Regions from separate parts of the Homo sapiens genome. Here region 2 is linked to region 1. A link is a loop called in an ENCODE intact Hi-C map of the cell type or tissue named here. Cell type or tissue: psoas muscle. All regions are shown on one strand. Each heading gives the region's core, and the rest is flanking DNA. Links, peaks and the distances in the headings are about the cores only.

Region 1 (8,892 bases), core at 3,840-6,339:
TGAGCTCCAGCCTGGGCAACAGAGTGAGACTCCATTTGAAAAAGATAATAATAATAATTAATTATATTTCTTTTTTTAAAAAAATTATATAAATAGAAATGGGGTCTTGCCATGTTGCCCAGGCTGGACTCGAACTCCTGGACTCAAGCAATCCACCCACCACAGCCTCCACAAATAGTAGGATTACAGGTATGAGCCACTGCACCTAGCCAATATATTTCTTTCTTCATCCCCAACTCATACTCCACTCTTCAGGCCAACAATCAGACATCAACACCAGCCCAGACCCCAGGATCCTAACTTCCACCCTCTAGGCATTACTTCATTCCTAATCCAACATCCTGCTACAATCCCATCTCTTTCCCATATGACAACAGGGTAAGGGAATCAAAGGGGTTGGTAAGTATCTTAGAAATGATAGGTGCCATGAGGTCCATGCTGTGTGGGGAAGAGTGAGGCCACAAGGACATTGAAAGACTCTAAGAACCAAGACAGGCCTATAATCCCAGCTACTTAGGAGGCGGAGGCGGGAGAACTGCTTGAGCCCAGGAGTTTCCAGGCTGCAGTGAGCTATGATGATGCCACTGCACCCCAGCTTGGGTGACAGAGCGAGACCCTATCTCAAAAAATAAAAATAAGATGACTGCTGATGGGCTACAGTCCTGGCTCCCTGAGGTGAAACAATAGGCTTATGGGAACTGGGGGAGCAATCATACTGTTTTGAGGGAGCAGTCATACTGTTTTAAGTTCTGGGAGAGAAGACAATAGAGGAGGTGAGGCTGACAGGTTATGAGAGGAAAATGTCAAAAGTAGGGGAAGGCCACAGGAGAAGTGGGTATGGACCCTAGAGTTTCTCAGGATATAGGAGCAACTGGGCTTAAGAGAAAACCTTCTCCCTTACACCAAGTTCTCAAACAATGGGAAGAAGAAAAAGCCTCCTCAGGGAGAGGTTACCAGACCACCCCTCCACATCCCAAGTGGCTAATGTGGCTAGCATCCAGCCACCCACCCACAGCCAGGTGCTCACTCCCTCCCTCCTCCAAACCAGCCAAGGCAGCTGGCATCCATGTCCACCATAATGTAGGTACCTCCCTGGCCCACCATGGAACACTGCCTCTGCTCCAGGTTCTATCCTTTGCCCTCTCTTTCCATGCTAAGCAATCATTAGGCCCGTGGAGCTGCTGCCACTGGAGCTCAGACTCCTCTGAAAAGATGACAGAGAATCTGACCCTCTGCTTCCTGCTGCTGTTCTGCCCACAATGATTCTTTCATTCACTTGTTCAGCAAACAGTTGCTGACTGCTGACTAAGTGCCCTTTCCTTTTTGTCATTTCTCTGACAAATAACAGTGAAGTCAAAAATATCATGATACATTTTCAAAATCCAAATCATTCCTGGTCAGTTGACTGGCTGACAATAAAGCCTTTCTAATAAGTGGGATTTCATTCCCCATGGGAACACATGCCCTGTCCTCAAATGCCAGGGCTGAGCTCATTCTACCTGAAAAGCAGAGTGTAACTTCTGATGCCACCTCCACTACCCCACCCAGCTCCTGTCCATCAGCTCAGTTTCTAAGAACAATTTCTGGGGCAATAATGGGAAGAGTCCTTGTGAAGGAAGTCCAGTGCGCACATGCCTGGACTCCAAGCTATTCCAGCTGGACTCCCAACTAGACTGCCTATACTGTGGCAGATAAGCCCAGAATCCTCCATGGCCCTTTCAAGGGAAGACTTGGCTTTGGTCAGCAGACAGTCTACACTTTTCAGCTCCTGCAGGGTCTGCCTCAGTTGCAGAGAGCTACTTTGCATGAAGTCATGATTGTTTAGGACAGCCTGTAACTAGTGACTGAGCCAGGCATGGATATAAAAACCTAACCATTTTAGCCTAATTCAGGATCATCTGAAGGACAATACTCACTTCAGAACTCCTCACTGGGATGCACAAGACTTCATCAGGCTTACATCAAAGTTTGACTGCTTCCTCTGCCCGATCCTACTTCCTCCCCCTTCCTTTTGTAGGGGTCGATCTCTAATAAACATACTGCATTCAAACCTCTATCTCAGCATCGGCTTCAGGAGAACCCAACCCACAACACTTACCAAAAGTTTTTCAAATTTGAGAAGCTGCTACACCTTGTGGGTTCTGTTTGTGGCAGAACTCCAAGCTCTAGTATATACGGTTGGAACACTGTCTTAGAAAGGAGGAGGCAGAAATAGTAAATATCCCCTCTGTGACTATTTAACATTTGAAAGACTCCTGAGAAGGCCTTTTCTGAACTGAAACAGTGGGAAAAGATTTCAACTGTCCAGCACCACCCATAAATCATAACCACATTCTCTAGTTAGCACATACTACTCACTACTCAATCACTAGTTCAGATTCTTACCCTTCCCTTGAACTTCTGACTCTCCACTCTCAGTGGAGGCCTGGCCTTCTACATCACAGAGCAAACAGAAGCTGTCAGACAGGGTCTCCCCAGCTTCCCACCAGCAAACAGATGGAGTCCACCTTTTGAAGAACTTTACTTCTTACCCACCCTCTCTCCTGAAGCTTCCACCTGTCCCTATGTACTAGAGTCTCTCATCAGCATTTATAAATAGTTTCTTTTTGTTAAAAAAGACATAAAGAGTCCATCAGCAGATGAATAAACAAATTTGTCCATACAATGGTATCTCCATACAATGATACATTATTCAGCCATAAAAAGGCATGAAGTATTGATACATGCTACATCATGGGTGAACTTCAAAAATTATTATGCTCAGTGAAAGAAGACAGACACAAAAACTCATGTATGTATGACTCCATTTACATGAAATATCCAAAATGAGTAGATCCATAAAGACAGAAAGGAGCTTTGTGGTTGTCAGATGTTAGAGGATAGGGAAATGTGGATAAACTGCTCAGCGGGTATGGGATTTCCTTTTGAGGTGATGAAAATGTTTTCGGATTAAATAGAAGCGGTGATTGCACAACATAATGAATGTACTAAATACCACTGAGCTTCTCACTTTAAAATGATTAATTTTATATTATATAAATTTAACCTCAATGTAAGAAAAAGAATAAAGAAAAACTTCCCTAGACCTCTTCTGGGTAGCATCTTTTCTCATCTCCTTTCATTTTTCTTATACTGATAACTTCTCAAGGAATGTCTAGACCTCCTTACCCGCCATTCACTCCAAAGCCCACTCCACACCACTCCACTCTCACCCAGTGACAACCACTGATGCTTCTCACTCCTCCCCTCCTGAGATTTCTTGGCAGCACATGACACAGGAGGCCAGTTCCTCAGTCCTAAAGTAAGTATTCTGCCCTGACTTCCTTGAGACTGAATACCTGATGAGTTCCTGCCACTACAGCCTCTCCTTTGCCAGCTCACCCTCTTCTACCTGACTGTTAAGAGTTGAAACTTCTCAGGATGCTCTTGATTCTCTTCTGGGGCTCATCAGTTCTCATGTCTCCAACTGCCATCTAGATACACATACACACAAACAGGAGCGCACAGAAATAAAACTAGAATGACCTACTGGATAATAAAACATATTGCAAAACCTCTACAATTAAAATGGTTTGATACTGGTGCATGAATAGACAGAATTACCAATGAAGCAGAAAAGAACATTCAAAAACAGACCCAACTGCACACAGAAATTTAATATACAGTAAGAGCAGCATCTCAAATCTATAGGGAAAGCACTTTCTTTTTTAGACAGGGTCTCGCTCTGTCGGCCAGGCTGGAGTGCAGTAGTATGATCACTGCAACCTCAAACTCTTGGGCCCAAGCGATTCTCCCACCTCAGCTTCTGGAGTAGCTAGGACTACAGGCACGCACCACTACACCTGGCTAATTTTTTTTCTTTTTTGTAGAGACAGGATCTCTCTCTGTTGCCCAGACTGGTCTCAAATACCTGGCTTCAATCCATCTGCCCACCTCAGCCTCCCAAAGGGCCGGGATTGTAACAGGAGTGAGCCACTGCACCTGGCCAAGTCAAACTTTTTAATAAGCAGTGTTGGGATAACTCAACAGACATACTGAAAAAGGTAAAAATTAACCCCATGTCTTATGCCTACATGTCAAGATAAATTCCAAACAAATTAAATCTTTAAATATACAAAATGAAAACATATAAGTACCAAAAGAAAGCATAGGTCAACTACTCTATAATCTGGGAGTAGTAAATAATAACTTTCCTAATTATAAGTTGGTGGCAACAACTTGTTGAAAGTAAATAACTTTCCTAATTATAATTCAAAATCCAAAAGAAATCACAAAAATATTAATTTGATTATGCAAAAATAAAAAGTTTTATAAAAAATAAAAATGCATGGAAAAATATCATAAGCAAAAAAGACAAATGTCAAACTAGGTAAAGTATCTGCAATTTAATATCATAGAGTGTTAATATCCCCAATATATAAAAAACTTTTAAAAAATAAGGAGAAAAAGACCAAAAACACAATAGAAAAAAAAGACTACAGATATAAACAGGCAGGTCACAGAAAAAGAAATACAATGCTATTTGACTCTATGAAAAGATGTTCAACTTTGCTCATCACATGACAAAGATAAAATAAAACTACAGTAGAAAACTGCTTTCCACCTATTAGGTTGTAAGTACTTTGCAGGCGAGACTAGGGAAATGAAATTTGCATATACAGCCCCTATAAAGGGGAATTTGACAACATCTAATAAAATTATAACTGCATTTACCCTCTGACCCAGAAGTCTGACTTCTAGGAAGTGACTGCAAAGATATGTTGGCAATAACCTGGATGAGCCTGGAAGTAGATTCTTTTCCAGAGCCACCAGAAAGGGACACAGGCTGGCCAACACCCTGGTTTCAGGCTGTGAGACCCTGAACAGAAGACTCGGCTAACCAGGACCTAGATTTCTGACCTACATCAACTATGAAATAATAAATGAGACGGTGTTTGAAGCCACTAAGTTGGTGGCAATTTGTTTCACAGCTGTAATTTGCAATACAGCCCTGCAGATGGGGGAAAGGGTTCACACCAAGGCTGGAAATGGGAGTAAGTGGACTGTGTGAGATCTTAGGCCATCTAGTTTGGCTGAAACAGCAGACAGGCAGAGCTAAGGACTTAGAATAGCTGAGGTTCTTGAGGCCAGCCCTCCTTGCCTGACCATCCAACGGGAGTATGGGAGCAGGAGGTGAAGAAAAAGGTCAAGGAGGGGAAACCCCTGGCAGGCTGCATCGCTGGTACTGATAAAAAGCATATGATCACTAAGACTTCAGATTTACCCTAAAGAATCTATAAGTACTTCTGTTTCTTCTACTTTCCCTTCTCCCTCTAGGCCTCCCCTCCCTTCTTTCTTGGACACTCAGACTTTAAACTGGATGACCTTGAAAAAGGTAGGAAAAAAATTTTAACAAAAAGGGAGCCCATTATTTGGTAGAAATTTCTCCTTTGTAAGTTTTCCTTTTATATAAGTCTATTTCTGTAGATAAATTGAACCCAACTGTGATATTTAAATCGTTTTAAGAAAGTACATTCTGTTTTACTTGCAAAAAGAGGGGACCCTTGGCCTCTTCCTTGAGACAGGCGAAATGGAAGGGGATGCAAGATACCCTGCTTATTTATCTCCAAAAGAAATCTATAGCCCCAAGCCCAGCCCAATTTTTGTGCCCAGCAGGAACAGGCCTTTGTTCAGAGAACACCACAGGTATGATGGGCACCACACCAAAAACAGAAAGCAGAACCGCTACATCTTTGGGCTCAAGACAACGGGAACATGAAAACAACAGGAGATGGAGAGTGCCAGGCACAAGGGAAATACCTTTTATCTTACATTTTGTTGCTCCTAATGACCTTGTTCAGGCCTCAAATCAGTATGACTTCATTCTTTGGGAAGTATATTCTATGGAAGCTTTAAAATATATTATGAGGTTGCTATGGTTTAAATGTGGCCTCCAAAGTTCATGTGTTGGAAACTTAATCCTGAATGTGACAATGTTGAAAGAGGTGATTAGGTCATGAGGGCTTTGCCCTCATGAATGATTAATGTCACTATCACAGGAGTGGGTAAGTTTTCGCAAGAGTAGTTTATTAAAAAAGCAAGTCCAGCTGGGTGCAGTGGTGTGCCCCTATAGTCCTAGCTTCCCAACTACATGGAAGGCTGAAACGCGAGGACTTGCTTGAGCCCAGGAGTCCAGCCCAGGCAACATAGCAACACTCCGTCTCTTTTGTTCCCCCCCACAAAAGGCAAGTTCAGCCCCATTCTGCTCTCTCTCCAGCACCTGCTCTGTCACCACATGATGCCTTTGGCCACGTATGCCACAGCAACTAGGCCCACAACAGATGCAGCTCCTCAAACTTGGATATCCCAGTCTCTAGAATTGTAAGAAATAAATCTATGCTCTTTAGAAATTACCCAGTCTCAATTATTCTGTTACAGCAGCATAAAATGTACTAAGACAGAGATAAATCAAGTTCTAACACAGGGAGACAGGTGTTATTGAACAGGTGCCGTCCACAATCCTTCAGAGCGCAGTTAGCTCCATCTCTCTTCCCACACTAACCCAGTCCGTGTGTGTGAAAAGGTAATAACCTGACACAATCTCCATACCCTGGCCATTGCGCTGAGGATAGAAGAGATTGGTTCTTCTCCGTGATGGTTAATGGAGGTCTTCAAAACTCTTTCAATCCCTTACCCATTACATTTTTCTAAGGTACTTTTAAATCCTTTCAACTCTGTATCTACAACACACTGTGTGAGGTAAATTTTCTTTCATTTGTCCCAAATTTAATTCCCTTGGGATCACATGATGTCAGGCTCTACTGAACAGGATTTGTTGAACCAGTCCACATTCCCACTATCTTTACCCTATAAATTTTCAGTGCATGGCAAAGAGAAGCTCAATACATACTGTGAGTAGATGAATTTTCCTTCTCTGGCTTTACTCCACATCAAAAAGTCCCATGCTTTCCCCCACTGTCTTCAAATCCACACATACTCCACATCTGTCATGGGCTGAACTAGAATCAGAAATAAGTGTTCCTCCTCTCAGGAAGCCAGTCCTGGATCATGTTTCAGGTTTAAACATGAAATGGGGAGGGTATCATCATAAACCAGCCCTCACCTGCAGCGGAAACAATTTCTGCCAGGAAAGTAGTAAATGAAGCTATTTATTTGCTCTTCCTGCTGATGGAGTGAACACATCGTGTTTCTGTACAACCCACCTCCAACCTGACTCTCATTTCCATGCTGAGCAAAAGTGGAAAAGAAACAATAGGAATCATGTCCCCATTGGAATGGGAAACCACTGGAAATCTCAAAAGAGAAACAAAGGCCTAAACACAAACTCCTCACACACCTTAAGAATAAACAGGTGATACAACAGAATTCATTCTATCATTCATTAGCCAATCTTTATTGAATACCTGTTATGAGCCAAGCACAGCCCTGGGCTCTGAAGATCCAGATGTGAGCAAGACAGACCAAAATCTCTGTCCACTCAGGGCTTACATTCTAGTAGTGGAAACAGACAATAAACAACACTAAGTAAAATCTATAGATTAAATAATAAGTGCTAAGGAGCAAAATAATGCAGGGAAAGGGATATGAAATGTTAAGAAAGGCTAAAACATTTTTGAAAGGGTAGACAGAGATGGCCTCATAGACAAGGTTAGTTTTGTTTTTGGTATTATTTTGGACTTACAGAAAACTCAGTGATAATACAGAGAGTTCCTAGAATTTCTGTACAACATTTACTCAGTTTCAGTTCCCCTAATGCTATCATCTTATATTACCATAGTACAGTTGTCAAAACTAAGAAACCAACATTGGTATATTAGTGTTAACTAGACTCCAGACTCTTTATGTTTCACTAGTTTTTCCATGAATATCCTCTTCCTGTTCCAGCATCCAATTCACAATACCACAATGCATTTACATGTCATGTCCTCTCTGGTCTATGCCAGTTTCTCAGTCTTTCCTTGTTTATCAAAACCATGATAGTTTGCAGAGTACTGGTCAGGTATTTTACAGAATGTTCCACCATCTGGGTTTGTCTGATGTTTTTCTCATTAGACTGGGGTCGTTGGTTTTGAGGAAGAATACCACAAAGGTAAAGTGTCCCTTTGTCTCATCATACCATAGGGTGCATCATATCCACATGACAACACTGGTGATATTACCCTGGCTCACTTGATACCCTTGATCACAGGTAGTACTTACCAGATTTCTCCACTGTAAAGTGACTATTTTTCCTTTTCCAAAATGTGTTCTTTAGAAATGAGTCAGTAAGTCTAGCCCAACTGGAAAGATGTAAGCTCCACCTTCTAGAGGGGGGAGTATCTATATATATATATTATTGGAATTCTTTTTTTTTTTTTTTTTTGAGAGCATCTCACTCTGTCTCCCAGGCTGGAGTACGGTGGTGCGATCTCAGCTCAATGCAACCTCCACCTCCTGGGTTCAAACAATTCTCGTGCCTCACCTCCTGAGTAGCTGAATTACAGGCGTGCGCCACCATACCCAGCTAATTTTTGTATTTTTAGCAGAGATGGGGTTTCACCATGTTGGCCACGCTGGTCTTGAACTCCTGGCCTCAAGTGATCCACTTGCCTTGGCCTCTCAAACTGCTGGGATTACAGGCATAAGCCACATGCCCAGCCCTATTATTGGAATTCTTCTGCAAGAAAGATTTAACTTTTGGCTGGGTGCAGTGGCTCACGCCTGTAATCCAAGCACTTTGAGAAGTGCAAAAAATACAAAATTACAAAAAATACAAAAATGAGCCATTGTGGTGGCACACACCTGTAGTCCCAGCTACTCAGGAGGCTGAGGTGGGAGGACTGGTGGAGCCAGGGAGGTCAAGGCTGCGGTGAGTCGTGACTGTGCCACTGCACTCCAGCTGGAGCAACAGAG
Region 2 (8,892 bases), core at 3,961-6,460, 47 kb after region 1:
GTTTCTTCACCTATAAAATAGGTACATTAAGAATTTCTACTTCAAAGGTTGGTAGCGAGGATTAAATAAAGCAATGAATAGGAAGTACTGGGTACAGCACCTAGCATCTAATCATCACTCCATTTTTTTATTAGTTGTTTTGTTTGTTTTCTGAGACAGGGCCTCACTCTGTCACCCAGGCTGGAGTGCAATGACACAATCTCAGCTCACTGCAACCTCTGCTTCCCAAGCTCAAGCAATCCTCCCATCTCAGCCTCCTGAGTAGCTGGGACTACTACCGAGTAGCAGATATGGTGTGCCACCATACCTGGCTTTTTAAAATTTATTATTTTTGTAGAGATGGGGTTTCACCATGTTGCCCAGGCTGGTCTCGAACTCCTGGGCTCAACTGATCCACCCATGTCAGCCTCCCAAAGTGTTGGGATTACAGTCCTGAGCCTCGGTGCCCGGCCCACTCCATCATTGGAATGGAAATGATGACTGCTGCCCTGGACCCGCAGCCCATCAGAGCCAGGCCAGGCAACTACTCTCCAAAGCTCCTGCTCCCTGTTAGATCCACACACTGTCCAGCTGACCCATGCCTCAAATGAGGACCAAAGCCTTTTGTTGGGTAGCTACTCCCAGGAGGTAAAGGAAATAAATGTTAAAGGATGACCCTCCTGGCTGAAAATGGAGAAACCCGAGGCAGTTTTCTGCTGAGCCCCAAGGCAGACCCAGCCCACTCAGTGCTTTTCCTAGCATATTGGCATCCAGAGAGCCAAGCCACCAACATGCAGAACTGCCAGCTGCAGGAACAGCTGTAAGACAATCACCTGCTTTACAAACTGAAGGTTAGAGGATGAGCTCTTCCACAGACACACATTCATTACTATTTATGGGCTGCACAAACTCATATGCACACATACAGTCACTCACCTCTACACAAACAGAAGTGCACTACCTAATTTAAGCAGACAAATATGAAGCTGGAGAAACAACGCAAAGAGGACACTGAAAGGACGCCCCTGACAAGGGAGAACAACGTGCAAAGGCTTAAGAAAAGAAATGGAATTTTAAAGAATAATTTGAAGGACAAGAAAAACAAGTTTGTAATAGTCAGGCAAACAAGCTTTTCCCGCCTGAGACAATACTAAACAGAAAGTCAAGAGGCAGACAGCAATTAAATGGAAAGTCTTTGAACAGCAAAACAAATGTGGCTTCTAACTAGTCCAGCCCCCAGCTGGCAAGGTGGCTGGACTGGAACATCCCTGAGCCAGTGGCCATTTGTACAATGGGGATAATATCTCCCCTATGTTTTGAAGTCATGCCTAGGGCCAAGCAAAGAGGGACTGCTCTCAACAAACCCAAGGCACCCAAGAAAAAAGGTTATTAGAGGAGGCTGTTGGAGGGTAGAGGGTTCACAATGGATCCAAGCCTCTGCCTAACCAGAGAGCTACAAAGAGCTACAGAGAGCTACAAAATCCACCGTGCAGCCTGCAAGGGAGAACAGTGGCAGTACAGATGTTAGCCCTGCCAGAGGGCACAGGGAGCCAAGAAGGGCTCCACAGGCCCAGCTGGGAATAGGCACCTGGAAGGAAGACAACATGGGATGGGATGAAATGGGAAGGGCAGTGAGGAGCATTCCTAGCCCTTTCTCTGTACTCCCAGAGGTGGAACACGACCTACTCCATTCCCACTCCAGTAGAGAAGAATACAGATCTTCAAGAAGGGAGCTAAACAAACTAGCAAAAAAAAAAAAAAAAAACTGCAATCACAGCGACAAAAGTTAGTGCATCCAATGAAAAGAAATCACATGACACAATCGGGCATGGTGGCTCACACCTGTAATCCCAGTACTTTGGGAGGCCAAGGCAGGCAGATCACTTGAGGTCAGGAGCTCGAGACCAGCCTGGCCAACATGGCAAAACCCCATCTCTACTAAAAATACAAAAAAATTAGCCGGGTGTCATGGTGCACGCCTGTAATCCCAGCTACTCGGGAGGCTGAGACAGGAGAATCTCTTGAACCTAGGAAGCAGAGGTTGCAGTGAGCCGAGATCATGCCTCTGCACTCTAGCCTGGGTGACAGAGTGAGGCTCTGTCTCAAAATTAGAAAAAAAAGAAATCACATGACAAGCAGAGTGACTGAATAAAAAGCCTAGCCTGGCCCTCTCCAGATCTCTCCTACTTGGCCACAGCTTGCAAAGAATCTGAATGCTAGAAGTGAGCTTAAGGCTCAATCTTTATTTGGACTGCTAAAGACCCAGAAGACATGGCAGGCACTCAATACCTACATAGAGAACAATTGGAATTCAATGCCATTAGGCGTGGAACTTATCAATGGATCCAGGAAGGCTGTGGCAACCTCATACCTGTTGAAGACGAAGAGGTAGACAGGGCTAAGGCAGGGCAAGAGTTTCAGTGCTATCAACACAGAGGTGATCATCAAAGCAACAGGAGCAGAGCGACTATCTTTCTAGGGAGAAACCTTAGAGAGAAAAGGACAGCGGACCAAGCATAGTCTTCAACTCATGGCTGCACGTTAGGAAAAGGGAGCAAGCAAGGAAACCAGAGGAGCAGCCACATGATTAGTGCAGACCTACACAGGTCAAAAGAGTGGAGAATCCTGAGAAAATCCAGTTGTAGGCAACAATGTCAGGAGATCAGTCACTGGATTTGGCAATGAGGCAGTCAGAGGGCCCTTCAAAAGAGTGTCCACAGATGAAGACATAGAGGCACAAGGGTAGGCCACTCCAAAAGGCTCAATGGGTCCACTAAATTTTGAAGATTTGAGGCCACATTTCTAAATGTGATTTTTCAACATTTCACTAAAGTCTTAATGAGAAAAGAGAAAAAAAAATTCCTCCATGGGTGCAACAGAGGGATTCTTCAATACCATACATAAGTTCCTATGATTGATGAAGAGCTACCCCACAACACACATGACCTCAGGACAATGATGGGCATCAGTCACTCCAGCAGAAGGAGGGGGCAGGGAGGTAAAATTTCTAAGAAGAAACTCCCATCAGACACAATTCTACCTTCTCTGGGCTCTCAGCCATGCCTCAGACTGCCCGGAGGCTTTAGTCCTTCCACTTTGTGGAAATGTAATAATAACTCCGCCATGGCGGAGACAGAGAAATACCCTAGTGCCACCCCTTCCCCCAGCATTCAAATATACTATCTGGGCATCCCAGAGGAAAATTAATTCTGTCAAATAATAATTATAGTCAACATTTATAGAGAACTTTCCATGTTGCAAGCAAAGTATTAGTTCATTTACTCTTCACGACAACCCTCTGAGGTGGTTCCAATATGCTGCTCATTTTACCCATGAGGGGACCAAAATTCAGAGAGGTTAAGTAACGTGCCAGAGTTCATGCAGCCACAGAGCAGTAGAGTCAGAATTCAAAGCCAGTTTGGCCCCAAAGCCATGCTCTTTCCATAGCCGTGCTGTCTCTCGAGGGGTCTGTGAAATCAGCCACAGAAACTGGACTCATCATTTTATTTGTTCTGCAACAGTATAAATAAAAAGGCACATTTTGTGTCAGGACAGAAATTTTTTTTTTAATTTTATTATTATTATACTTTAAGTTTTAGGGTACATGTGCACAATGTGCAGGTTTGTTACATATGTATGCATGTGCAATGTTGGTGTGCTGCACCCATTAACTCGTCATTTAGCATTAGGTATATCTCCTAATGCTATCCCTCCCCCCTCCCCCAACCCCACAACAGTCCCCGGTGTGTGATGTTCCCCTTCCTGTGTCCATGTGTTCTCATTGTTCAATTCCCACCTCTGAATGGGTGCTGGGAAAACTGGCTAGCCATATGTAGAAAGGACAGAAATTTTTAAATGAGCCTACTGGGGCCCTCTTGTGGAAAGACCCACCTCTACCATGTTCTAGTTTCTGCACCACACACAAACACACACCACACACACGCGCACACACACACATACCACACACAGGCACCTTGATTACTAAATGCCCTTGGCACAGACCAGCCAAGGCATAGGCACAGGCATTCAGGAAGAAGAAATCCCTTGACTCAGATTGCAGCCAGGCTTCCTTTGTGACTTGATCCCTTAAACTCCTATCACTCAAGCTTCCTAGCTATACACGAAGCAAAAGCATCCCTGCTCCCCTTCATGGAGCCCAGTGCCAGGCACACACACACATATACACACACACACACACACAAACCACAACCACACACACCACGTATATACACACACCCAACTGTCTGGCAAGAACTTGACACCTCGCCCCTCCATGCAGAAAATACACAAGACAGAAGTATTTCTACATGGCAGACAAAGACGGAGTCTTCTTTGGTGAATGGGGCTTGCCTAAGCATACCAGCAGTTGACCAGATGAATCAGAGGAATACTCAGGTCCTAGTCTGTACTTTCCAGTAGGTCCTAGACTGTAAGCTCCTAGCAAGATACAGACAAGGGGACCTACTCCTTATACCTGATCCTTGACCCTGCCTGAGGTACCGGGAGTGATCAGCCCATGTCTGATAACAACCAAGGTTACAAGAAGCTCCATTCCCTTCCAACCCACTACAGTGTAATAGGAAGAATGCAGGCTCTGGATTTTGAGCCAAGTCTCCCCTACTAGCTGTGTGACTTTGGGCCAGATGCTTAACCTCTACAAGTTTCAACCCCTTCATCTATAAGAGGACTTGATAGTAACTATTTAGTATGACTGTCTATATTAAATGAGATGACATAGAGCATATAGCACAGTGCCTGACACAAAATGAGGGCTCATAAAGCTTATAGCTCTCACTACTATTATTAGAGAAAATTCTGAGCAAAGAATAGGATAAGCAAAAGCAGCGAGGGCTTCACCCCCATACAGAACTGTCTTCTGTTCTGACAACCAAGCCCCTCTTTGGAGACTAGCTTCCCTGAGCCACAAGTCAGCCCACACACCTGGACTATACTCTGGGTGGTTACAGACACATTTCCATTGAAACCTTTAAGCGATGCTGGCTGGCTCTGCATCAGTGCCAGCTGACTGACATCAAACACTTCAGAGTCCCGCTTCCTGATGACTCAGGCCTGTCTCCAAATTCCTGCTGCCACTCTCCTACCTCTAAGGGGGAGTCAGGGAGAGTAGGAACAGCCGGGGCAAATGCAGCTGACCTAGACTGCTGGGACCACTGTAGACAGATGCAGCTAGCATCCAGGGACTAAGGGTCCCAGGGCTTTTCTTCCCTCCCCTTTTAAAATAGTAACTGGATCTCCTGACAGTATGTGCGATGGGCTTTCTCTATAGCCTGCTCCCAAAGAACACCAGGGACTTTCACACCACAGTCATCCAGATACCACGGTCAGGGTTCGAGGGGAGGAGAGATCAGAATTCATCTTTCCTTTCCCCTGATGTCTCTAAGCTTCCAGAAAACATCAGGGCCTCTTAAAGGGGCTAAAATAGGGAAGAAGGTATGATTTCCAGTCCATAGTTCTAAAGGAACTATCTGCTAACTGGTAAGTACAATTTGTTTGCCATTTCTATTGCAAGCATTCAGCACTCACACTCTAAAAGCAAATACCACACAAAGATAATTTCAGCATTAATGTCAGTTCCTTGAGCACACTGGGCACCATACTATGGAACAGAATATACAAAAGATATTGTCACTTGCCTCAGGTGGATGATGTCCTGTTCACATTCAGTGGATAATGTGGCCTTCCACATCTTAGTCTCAGACAGCATAATTATTAAAAAGAAAAGGACAGGCGCAGTGGCTCACACCTGTAATCCTAGCATTTTGGGAGGCTGAGGCAGGTGGATCACATGAGGTCAGGAGTTCAAGACCAGCCTGGCCAACATGGTGAAACCTCATCTCTACTAAAAAATACAAAAACTAGTTGGGGCCGGGCATGGTGGCTTACACCTGTAATCCCAAAACTTTGGGAGGCTGAGGCAGGTGGATCACCCGAGGTCAGGAGTTCAAGACCAGCCTGGCCAACATGGTGAAACCTCATCTCTACTAAAAAATACAAAAATTAGTTGAGGCTGGGTGCAGTGGCTCATGCCTGTAATCCCAGAACTTTGGGAGGCCGAGGCAGGTGGATCACTTGAGGCAGAAGTTCAAGACTAGCCTGGCCAACACGGTGAAACCCCGTCTCTACTAAAAATACAAAAATTAGCCAGGTGTGGTGATGGGTGCCTGTAATCCCAGCTACTCGGGAGCCTGAGGCAAGAGAATTGCTTGAGCCTGGGAGGCGGAGGTTGCAGTGAGCCGAGATCGAGCCACTGCCCTCCAGCCTGGGCGACAGAGCAAGACTCTGTCTCAAAAAAAAAAAAAAGACACTAATTACAACTTTGTAATAATGAGCTAGGCAATAATTAGGGTACTCCTTAAACTAATTGGGGAGCCCCAAGAAAATAGCATTTACTTACAGAAACACTTAGCAACAATACGAGGATGGGTCACCAAGCACAGGACTTGCTACTACCATGTTGGTATCAACTATGTCTTCCAGGTAAGTCAGCAACTGCAACATTTTATTTTTAACATGCCTGAGAGCCCAAGACTATTTATAATACCAGATCCTTAAAAACTTGAAAGGGAGATGAATTTTAAAATGTACACATTTACATATGTGGGCAGAAACACAAAAATCAGATGCCTCTCAACACAGCTCAGGGAGCCATAACTCACGGCTTTCACAATCCCACCGAATGCCCAGAGAAAATCCGGGCACCTTCTACAAGGGATGGTAGGAAGCTGGGTAGGTAGCCAAGAAACAAAGAAACCTAAACTCAGTACTTGGCAGGACAATTAAGGAGCAGAGGATTTTAAATGCATTGTTTCTGACTCTAAATATGGCTACATTTATTACCAATTTGGGATCAGAAACCACATTTAGTTCTGTCATGACCACATGCTAAAAATATTAAGCAGAGTATTGCCTAGGAAACAGCAGTTCTCCCTGCTGCGGCAGCTCCACTTCAGAGCCATCTCTGCCATGGTCACAGGGTTTCCATCCTGTGCTTTGCTGAGAGCACAGTTACAAGCAGAACTGACACTGTCCTGCCAAGACGTCCCCCCGCATTTTAGAAGGCAGCAATAGGAACCAGAGCTAGGGACTGCACAAACTCCTCATCCTCTCCAGGGCTGTTTTAGGTGTCAGTGAAGCTCTATTTCATAGGCCTATAACTAGAATCCATCTGACTGGGAGCTCCACAGCGGGAGGGACAATTGTCTGTGTAACATACCACTGTCTCCTCATTGCCCAGCACTTTTCCTGGCACTCAAAAAATAGCCATTGATTTAATAAAATCAATAATCTAAAAAGAACCATTTGGAAGAGTACAATGGAAAATAACACTGCCATTAAAATAGGTAAAAATATGGACTGTGGTAATACATAAAAACAGGTGCTGGCCAGGCACAATGGTTCACACCTGTAATCCCAGCACTTTGGGAGGCCTAGGTAGGAGGATGACTTGAAGCTAGGAGTTCAAGATCAGCCTGGGCAGCAAAGTAAGACTCTGTCTCTACAAAAAAAAAAAAAAAATTTTTTTTTCATTAGCAGGGCATGGTGATGCAACTATGGTCTCAACTACTCAGGAGGCTGAGGTGGGAGGATGGCTTGAGCCCAGGAGTTCAGGGCTGCAGTGAGCTATGATCACACCACTGCACTCCAGGTTGGGCAATAGCGAGACCCCTATCTTTAAAAGCAGATGCATAAAAAATTGTTGAGTGGAAGTGAAAGCAGCAGAACCTAATGGCATACATATGTAAATTACTACTTTGGAAAGAAGTGTGTGTGGCCACCTCTATGATCACATGTGAACTTAGAATTATGGAAAACTGTGCTCAATGGAATCTTTCACCCTGAAATGTTAAATATCTGAGAAAACACTTTAAAATACATTATTTTCAGCACAGAACCTACTCCCTTATCAGCTGACTTGTTCTGATCTCCTGAATGGCTCAGAGGCCTTGTTCTTGTTCAGCAAACCCAAGATCAGACCATACACTCATCAGCCAAAGGAAACAGAGAACACATGGAAAAAGCCGCAGTCTTAAAGTCCAACTTAGCAACTTGACCCTGTAAGGGCAGTTTCCAGGCTGCATAATCAGAATGGCTGGCTGCCCAGACAGGCGGCCAAGATGGAAGTGTCAAAACAAAAAAGTATGGAAAAGTTCACCTGGCCCAACTTCAAAGCCAAAGCTCCAAAAAGGTAGGAGTTTAACAGGCACTTACTGGCCAGCAAGGTGCCTGTTAAGAAGGGTAGCAGTACACTAATCCTTCTCAAACTCTTCACAAAAACCAAAGAGAAGGGAAACACTTCCTAATTCATTCTATGAAGTCAGCATTACCCTGAAACCAAAGCAAGACAAAGACACTATAAGAAGACTCCAGACCAATATCTCTTATAATATACATGCAAAAAATCCTGAACAAAATACTAGCAAGCCAAAATTCAGCAGCATATTAAGAGAATTATACAACATGATCAAGTGGTGTTTTATCCCAGGAATACAAGAGTGGCTCAACATATGAAATGCAATCAATGTAATACACCACATTAATAGAATGAAGGAAAAAAACCACATGATCATTTCAATGGATACTGAAAAAGCAACTGACAAAATCCAATATCCTTTCATAATAAAAAATACCCAATAAACCCGGAATAGAAAAGAACATCCTCAACATAATAAAAGGCATATATGAAAAACCCACAGCTAGCATCATATTTAATGGTGAAAGACTGAAAGCTTTTCCCCAAAGACCAAGAACACGACAAAGATACCCACTTTCACCACCTCTTTTACTTATTTATTTATTTTTTTTTGAGATAGAGTCTCGCTCTGTTGCCCAGGCTGGAGTGCAGTGGCGCGATCTCGGTTCACTGCAAGCTCTGCCTTCCGGGTTCACGCCATT

What was found. Peaks named below come from ENCODE experiments on the same cell type or tissue, not always from the same donor. Only the 100,000 strongest peaks of a DNase experiment are listed, where the experiment ranks them.
Region 2: a loop joins it to region 1, with 2.1 times the contacts of the local background. A loop is called at or near these places in 8 of 110 quality-filtered maps.

The regions. Positions count from the first base shown.
Region 1 is chr5:139,086,922-139,095,813 of GRCh38, forward strand. All of the region lies in intron 3 of SIL1 (SIL1 nucleotide exchange factor), which reads right to left. Among named protein-coding and RNA genes, the nearest start is that of SIL1, 110 kb to the right of the region's middle. In psoas muscle, for the core only: a CTCF peak has its summit at 4,991; no DNase peak of the experiment used is centred there.
Region 2 is chr5:139,133,984-139,142,875 of GRCh38, forward strand. All of the region lies in intron 1 of SIL1 (SIL1 nucleotide exchange factor), which reads right to left. Among named protein-coding and RNA genes, the nearest start is that of SIL1, 60 kb to the right of the region's middle. In psoas muscle, for the core only: no CTCF peak of the experiment used is centred there; a DNase peak (open chromatin) is centred at 5,028; H3K27ac peaks cover 2,500 bases.